Linked DNA regions of Homo sapiens: region 1 is linked to region 2. Evidence: read pairs that join two places in POLR2A ChIA-PET (ENCODE). Cell type or tissue: PC-9. All regions are shown on one strand. Each heading gives the region's core, and the rest is flanking DNA. Links, peaks and the distances in the headings are about the cores only.

Region 1 (4,400 bases), core at 277-4,276, 230 kb before region 2:
TGACTGGATCATCATATGACTTCTTTCTAGATTTTAGTTAATATCCTTTTCTTGTTTTTCTTGTTTTTTTTTTGAGACGGAGTCTCGCTCTGTCCTCCAGGCTGGAGTGCAGTGGCGCGATCTCGGCTCACTGCAAGCACTGCCTCCCGGGTTCACGCCATTCTCCTGCCTCAGCCTCCCGAGTAGCTGGGACTACAGACGCCCGCCACCACGCCTGGCTAATTTTTTGTATTTTTAGTAGAGACGGGGTTTCACCATGTTAGCCAGGATGGTCTCGATCTCCTGACCTCATGATCCGCCTGCCTCGGCCTCCCAAAGTGCTGGGATTACAGGCGTGAGCCACCGCACCTGGCCGATTTTGGTTAATATCCTAGTTACTTTCTTGTTTGCTAATGCTAATGTTTTTTTTTTTTTTTGAGACAGAGTCTTGCTCTATCTCACAGGCTGGAGTGCAATGGCACGATATCTCCGCTCACTGGAACCTCCGCCTCCCAGGTTCAAGCGATTCTCCTGGTTCAGCCTCCTGAGTAGCTGGGATTACAGGTGCCCACCACCACACCCAGCTAGTTTTTGTATTTTTAGCAGAGACGGGGTTTCACCATGTTGGTCAGGCTGGTCTCGAACTCCTGACCCCAGATGATCCACCTGCCTTGGCCTCCCAAAGTGTTGGGATTACAGGTGTGAACCACTGCTCCTGGTCACTAATGTTCTTTAAGTCAGAAGATCATATTGAGCATGATACTCCAAATATACTGCAGCATTATAATACAGCTATTAAATCTTAATCTAAATGCTATATTTTCCTTAATACAACCCAAACCTCTATTTGGTTTTAGAGAAACTTATATACCATTGGCTTATATCCAATTTGCGGATATCTAGAATGCCATTTCAAACATTCTCCTACTAAGTCAGGCCTCCTCAATCTTCTACTTGTACAGTTTAACTGCTGGAACTAGATGCAGGATTTAGGCCTAGTAAATTTCTTCTTGTTGATTTTAGCCCACTGTTTCAGTATGTTAGGATCCCATTGAACATATCAAATTAACTTTTTTTTTTTTTTGAGGTTACTCCAAAAGGGATCAGCTTGATCTTGAAGTTACTCTACTGGGTGGAGACAAAGAGGCACTTTCAATGCAGAGTGCTAAGTGGAACAGTTGGAATCAGCAGTAGGGTGCTATGAAAGCACACAAGATGGTCCTCTAGTGAAAGTGAGAGGCAAGGAAGAAAACTTTCCCATGAGAATAAAAATCTCAGGTGACTCCTTAAGGGTGAATGAGAGTTTGCCAAATGAAAAGGGTCATGGAAAGCAATCTAGGAGGTGAACAGCTTGAGCAAGGATTTGGGATTACAGAAATTTCTGAATGCCAATATCTTTTAGTGTCTTTCCCTTTTTGGACTCCTATCCAGTTGTCCAGAAATTATGTGCTGCAGGTGCTCATTTAATTCTCTACTTATACTCTTCCTGGACAAGTTTCTATAGGTTAAGGCTGCTTGCTTTTTATGCCTTAGGATGGTCCCATTCCCGCATCTACCTTCCCTTTTCTTTCTTTGAGAAAGCATTGGAGTTAGTTAACTCCTACCTATACTCTGGCTTCTGTAAGCTTTTCTAAGAGAGGGCGGTGCCTTATCCATTTTGGTGATTCTGGTTCCTGACACAGTGCTTGGCACACCATAGGTATTTGACAAATGTTTAAAGTGTTGAAAAGCAAAATAACTATTCACAAATTCTAATATGCATAAACAATATTCTGAAAGATACAACCAGATTCATGTAGCTCTCTGACTTAGACATCACAGGAAGCCTACTTTGTAGCCAACAGAAATCAAAGGCTTCCTTTTTAATAAAAATGAAACAAAAATTTTTCAAGAATTTGTTACATGCAGATCCTTTTAATTGTTCAAAGCAGGTTCACAGAACACTGACTGGGGCTCTTGTGGCTTCTGACAATCATCTCCCAGAGTTGTTGAGCAATTTGCCAAGTTGCCTGTTGGCTCAAAGGTGAGAACCCCAGGCTACCTAAGCTCTGCCCAGTGATGCGGAATTGTCTCTCTCTTCTAATGTGCTCAGCTGGAACAGAATCGCAGAATGTCCAGAGCAGTGAACCATGAGGAATGAGAGCAGATTAGCTTAGCAAAAAGATAAACTAGGCATCGCCCAAGGGACATTGACAAGTGAGGTGACCTCATGCTTTGCTCTCAAATCAGAGTTCTCAAAAGTCATCTAAGCTAGAATATGCCAGGGAATACCAGAGCTTCCTATTGGCAGAAAGTAGGAGAGATAAAACTAACAAGGAATGAAAGATGTAAAGAGGTATTTGCCTCAATATCTAAATTACTATTTCAGAATTCAAGAGCCAAAAAAGAGAAACATCTCCACTATCAATAAAACAAACAAACACAAAATAGACGAAACATAAGAGACCATAAGATCACCCAGCAGAGATATTCTTGGCAAATAAAATGCCGGGCCAATATAAAAGCAATAGAGAAGAGGAAACCTGAAGGGCCAATAAACACTTGAAAGATGCTGGATTTCACTGGTCGTCAGCAGTGAAACCACAATGAGACACCACTTTACACACAAGTGATTAGCAAATATTTAAAACTCTAACAACTCAAGGAAAACAATAAGACGTTGCTGAGAGAAATGAAAGAAAACCTAAACAGAGGGATATATCATGTTTATAGGTTTCAAGATTCAAAATTGTTAACATGTCCATTCTCCCCAAATTGGTCTATAGAGTCAATGCAATCTCAATTAAAATCCCAGGAGGCTTTTTTTGTAGAAACTAGCAAATGAATTCTAAAATTCATGTGGCAATAAAAGGATCTAGAATATGCAAAACAAGTTTGCAAAAGAAGAACAAATTTGGAGGACTAATATGATCTAGATTCAAGATATTATAAAGCTACAATAACCAAGACAGTGTGGTACTGACACAAAGAAAGACAAATAGATCAACAGAACAGAATAAAGAGCCTATAAATAGACCCACACATGTTCATTTTCAACAAGGTGTAAAAGGGAATTCAGCAGAGAAAGGAAAGCCTTTTAAAGAAGTGGTGCTGGAACAGCGGGATATCTATGTGCTAAAAAAAAAAAAAGGGAGAGGGAGACTTCAATTCATACCTTGTTCCATATATTAAAAAAAAAAAAACTTAAAGTGGATCATAGACCAAAATGTACAACATAAAACAATAAAATTTATAGAAGAAAACATTTGTAACCTTGGATTAGGCAAATACTTCTTAAATATAACACCAAAAACACAACCCATAAAAAACAAATAAATGTCTACTCATAAAATAAATGGATATATTAGTCTTTATCAAAATTTAAAACTGCTTTTCAAAAGAAACTGTTGAGAGAACGACATGACATGCCAAGAACTAGGAGAAAATCTTTGCAAAGCATTTATCTGATGAAGGACTTGCATGTAGAATAAAAAGAACCCTCAACATTCCATAAAAAAACAAGCAACGCAATTTTTTTAAAAAGGCAAAAGATTTGAACAGACACTTTAACAAAGATATATATGGATGGTGTTAGGAAGAGTTTTAAAAGGAAGAAAGTGAGAGAGAAGGCAACTCAATGGCCAAACAGGTTTATTTACAAGAATAAGCCTGTGAGGCATCCCAGTCAGGAATCTGGCTGAGACCCTGATTGCTTACAAGCTGACGTTTTTATACTAAAGTTTCTTTTTTTTATTTTTGAGACGGAGTTTTGCTCTTGTCGCCCAAGCTGGAGTGCAATGGTGCGATCTCGGCTCACTGCAACCTCTGCCTTCCAGGTTCAAGTGATTCTCCTGCCTCAGTCTCCCAAGTAGCTGGGATTACAGGCATGTACTACCATGACCAACTTTTTTTTTTTTTTCTTTTGAGACAGAATCTTGCTCTGTTGCCAGGCTGGAGTGCAGTAGCGTGATTTCAGCTCACTGCAATCTCCGCCTCCTGGGTTCAAGTGATTCTCCTGCCTCAGCCTCTTGAGTAGCTGGGATTACAGGTGCATGCCACCACACCCAGCTAATTTTTTTTGCATTTTTAGTAGAAACAGGGTTTCACCATGTTAGCCAGTCTGGTCTTGAACTCCTGACCTCAGGCTATACAGCTGCCTCAGCCTCCCAAAGCGCTGGGATTACAGGTGTGAGCCACTGTGCCCAGCCTCATACTAAAGTTTCTATAGGGGAGGGGTTGGGGAAGTGCTAGCAGGTTGGAACTGCAGGGGGCTGGGGAAGGATGTGGTAAGGGCCAGGCTTTGTTGTGGTCAGGGTTGTTACTCTCTGTTAAGGTATGGGTGAGGTTGACCTTTGCTTTGTTTTTGGAAACACTGTCACTAAGGTAGGAAACACAGTCACCAAGGTGGAAAAATGGCATCACTATTGTTAATTCTCACATTC
Region 2 (4,400 bases), core at 151-4,150:
TGCACAAAATATTTAGAAATTGATTTACCCAGTTCTTTTGGAAATGAAGGTAGAACTGAAAACAGGAGGATTGTTAGAAAGTCAATTTAAGAAGCAATTCCCTTCTCTGACTCTGTGCAGCCAAGAGACTTCTTTTCTTCACCCTATCAGAAAAGTGAAGGGTAATTCTCTGGAGAGACTAAAACAGAATTTCTGAACCAGAATGGGGTCGCCAGAAATTTAAGAAATATCTCTAACATAAAATATAGAGACTAAAACAAAAGGAAAACAGGCAACTTGGAGGACAGAAAAACTAAGTAGGAAAAAGAAAAATTTCAAAATGGAAATTATTAGTAAATATCCTAATAGAGATAGAAGATCTTGCATCCAGTAAATAAGTCTGGGATGCCATTTAGAAAAAGAGGGGAAAAAAGCATTCTGAGAATTAAAAATAACATGTGCAAATGTAAAATAAAATAGGATAGGTGAAAAATAAAACTAAATAGAAATAGAAATAGGGGGAGAGTGCCAGATACGGTGGCTCACGTCTGTAATCCCAGCCAGCACTTTGAGAGGCTAAGATGGGAGAATGGCTTGAACTCAGGAATCTGAAACCAGCCTGGGCAACATAGTGAGACCCTGTCTTTACAAAATAAAAATTTTTAAATTAGCCAGGTGTGGTGGGAGGTGCCTGTAGTCCCAACTACTCAGGAGGCTGAGGTGGGAGGATCACTTGAGCACAGGAGGTCAAGGCTGCAGTGAGCTGGGATCATGCCACTGCACTCAAGCATGTGGGTGATAGAGCAAGATCCTGTATTAAAAAAAAAAATGGGAAAAATGGAGGGCAAAAAATTATCAAAGGCATAATTCAAGAAAATTTCCCATAATTAAGGACATGAATTTCCAAATTTAGAGTGGGTACCAACTGTCCAGCACAATGGATAGAAACAAATCCACACCATAACATACTACTATGAAATGTTAGAACACTAGGAACAAAAGTAAGCCTCCAGAAAAGGAAAAAAAAAGTTACAAACAGTATTAGAATTACATTGAACTTCTCAACAGCAACATTGGAATCAAGAAAATAGTAGAACAGCATTTACAGATTCTGAGGAAAATTATTTCCAATATAGAATTCTATACCCAAATACACTACTCTTGAGTAAAAAGACACTTTTAGACATGTATGAACTCAATATCTAATATCTTATACTCATATATACCCTTCTTCAGGAAGCTTTTGAGGGATGGGCTCCCCAAAAATGTCAGAGCAAACAAAGATATAAGAAATAAGAGCCGGGCACTGTGGCTCACGCCTGTAATCCCAGCACTTTGGGAGGCCAAGGCGGGCAGATCACGAGGTCAGGAGATCGAGACCATCCTGGCTAACACTGTGAAACCCCGTCTCTACTAAAAATACAAAAAATTAGCCAGGCGTGGTGGCAGGCGCCTGTAGTCCCAGCTACTCCGGAGGCTGAGGCAGGAGAATGGCGTGAACCCGGGAGGTTGAGCTTGCAGTAAGCCGAGATCGCACCACTGCACTCCAGCCTGGGTGACAGTGAGACTCCGTCTCAAAAAAAAAAAAAAAAATGAAATAAGAATACATGGTAGATTATGTATTATGTCGCCTGTAATCCCAACACTTTGGGAGGAAAAAGTGGGAGGATCACTTGAGCTCGAAAGTTCAAGACCAGCAAGGGCAATATGGCAAAAACCCATCTCTACAAAAAATACAAAAATTATCTGGGTGTGGTGTGGTGCACACCTGTAGTCCCAGCTACTCGGGAGGCTGAAGGGGAAGGATCACTTGAGCTGGGGAGCTCAAGGCTGCAGTGAGCCAAGATCACGCCACTGTACCCTACCCTAGGTGACAGAGCGAGACTCTGTCTCACAAAAATAAAATAAAATAAAAGATTGTGTTATGTCTTCAAATATTCACTGTCGTCTCCATTTCTACCTACCCTACTGGCATTAAACTTGACCACTGATTTGGTTTGAACAATAGAATGTAAGTGAAAACATGTATATTATTGATCTTTTCTTTCCCAAAAGACTGGCATGGCCCAGATGGAGCTTGCTCCTGGGTCCTGGGAAGAAGCCAACACGGAGTAGACGACACAGCCAACCCACAGAGGATGTCTAATGAAAGTGAGAAATAAATCTTTTTTGTTGTAAGCTACTCATATTTTGGAGTCATTCCTGAAAAAAAAAAGTATCAAAAGCTGACTAATACACATGGCATCCTGGAAACAGGATCTAACACAGAAAGAGGTAATGTAAATTCTCAGAATAATTGTGAGGTTTGATCCCAGAATAACAGCTGTGAAGCTAGTCTAGAAAATAATCAAGGTCAGAAGGGAGACAATCAGATGGCTCCCAGGTGTTTCCAAGAAGACGAAATTGATAGACTACCTAATATGCCCGACTATGTAGTAATGAGAAAAAATACACTTCTAGGGGAGAATTTGGTTATAACTTAGTGATAATTATATTAAAACAAAGTAAGAGAAAAATAAAAACGAAGCTTGTATTAACTTTAGGAAAAACAAAAAGTTGTATAAGAAAGGAAAAGTAATCATAGCACGTGTATAAGAATTTATATAATCATAATAATATACTTATTACTAATTTAACTGACATAACTATATTGGGATAATGGATAGAAAAGTATGTGTGATTGGGGTATGCTGGGGGTTGGAGTAGTTGAAAGAAATAATATATCTTTCATAGATAACACCTACATTTTAAAAAATCAAGAAATAGCAGTATATGCTAGGCACAATGACTCATGTCTGTAATCCCAGCACTTTGGGAGGCCAAGGCAGGAAGGAGGATTGCTTGAGCTCAGGAGTTCAAGACCAGCCTGGGCAACATAGGAAGACCTTGTCTCTATTAAAAATAAAAATAAAAAAATTAGCCAGATGTGGTGGTGTGTACCTGCAGTCCCAGGTACCTGGGAGGTTGAGGTAGGAGAATCACCTAAGCCTGGGAGGTCGAGGCAGCAGTGAGCCATGATCATGCCACTACACTCCAGCCTGGGCTACAGAGTGAGACCCTGTCTCAAAAAAAACCAAAAAAACAAAAAAGAGAAATAACAGTAAAAGCATATTATTTAGAAGAATTGAGACAAATGCAAAAGAAATAGCTAAAATAGCTAAAAGTTATTATGGGGGCGGAGGGGGGCGGTAGAGGAGGCAGAAATTGAGGCCTAGGGAATTGATTTTTTTTGTTTTGTCTTGTTTTGTTTTGTTTTAAGGCAGGGTTTCACTCTGTTGCCCAGGCTGGAGTGCAGTGACCCAATCCCAGCTCATTGGAACCTCTACTTCCCAGAATCAAGTGATCTTCCCACCTCAGCCTCCCAAGTAACTGGGATTATAGGCATGAGCCACCATGCCCAGCCCTGATTTTTTCTTTTTTTGTAATAGGCCTTGTAGAGCTATTTGACTCCTAAACTATGTACATGCCTAGTTTTGATTAAAACAAACATTCCAGCACAGAGGCACCTTGAGGCTTAAGAATTTGAAAGATGCAAAAGAAACAATATGATAAATCAATACAACACACATTTATACACCAGGAAAAAAAAGAAGAAGAAAAGAAAAAGGAAAAGAAGAGAGAGTTTGAAAGGACTTAACTCTAAAACACGAGGAACAAGTTAGAAGACTCGGTAGCATGGAAGCAAGAGAACATGGATAAGAGTATGGGCTCTAGGTTCCAATAATCCCAGTTTACGCTCTGCTGTGTACCAGCTGTGTGACCTTGAGAATGCTGCGAAGGCTCAGTTTCCTTATTTGTAAAACAGGTATAATAATAGTCCCTCTCTATGAGAGACTGTGAGAGTAAAATGAGATAAGCCTTTGCACAAAGAAAACATTGGAAAGTTTTAGCTACTATTAATCTCTTGTTCCTTCATTTTCTCTGTGGATTAATAGACATTAAATGGAGGACTAAAAGGGAGTCAGTTTAAGGGAAAATCTAAACCAAAAATCTGAGATGATACACAAACTGGAGAACCAGCATCCGAGTACCTGAAAACTGTGATTGTTATGTTATCGCTTCAGCAGTGTAATTGGTGAGCCAATTGCCTTAGAGTTACAGCTATTCATGCCTTCCTCTGTCCCCTTTCCTTTTCTTCTTCATCCTAACCATTGTCATTATCATCATCTTTTAATGCTTACTGAGCATTTCATTCATTCAGCAAATATTTATTGAATGCCTAATGTGCTTCTTTTAGTCTCTGATTCCCATGTGCTCAGCTGATTTAGCTACATTATTTAGACAACAGGTTAAGACTATAGCTATGGAAAGGAACAGTTTTTCTGCAACAAGAAGTAGGTGTGATCAGTGACAAGTAAGGAGGCAAATTAATCTAAGAGCAACCACAGGGCATCCAACTCTCACAGAAGGTCATTTTCCTC

What was found. Peaks named below come from ENCODE experiments on the same cell type or tissue, not always from the same donor. Only the 100,000 strongest peaks of a DNase experiment are listed, where the experiment ranks them.
Region 1: POLR2A ChIA-PET joins it to region 2 with 5 read pairs; 3 of 35 experiments call an interaction of 5 or more read pairs at or near these places.

What each region holds. Positions count from the first base shown.
Region 1 is chr15:43,972,968-43,977,367 of GRCh38, forward strand. All of the region lies in intron 1 of FRMD5 (FERM domain containing 5), which reads right to left. Among named protein-coding and RNA genes, the nearest start is that of WDR76, 150 kb to the left of the region's middle. RefSeq lists an enhancer at 1-438 and a silencer at 1,985-2,034. In PC-9, for the core only: no CTCF peak of the experiment used is centred there; a DNase peak (open chromatin) is centred at 2,074.
Region 2 is chr15:44,205,668-44,210,067 of GRCh38, forward strand. No RefSeq gene overlaps it. Among named protein-coding and RNA genes, the nearest start is that of FRMD5, 13 kb to the left of the region's middle. In PC-9, for the core only: no CTCF peak of the experiment used is centred there; a DNase peak (open chromatin) is centred at 2,224.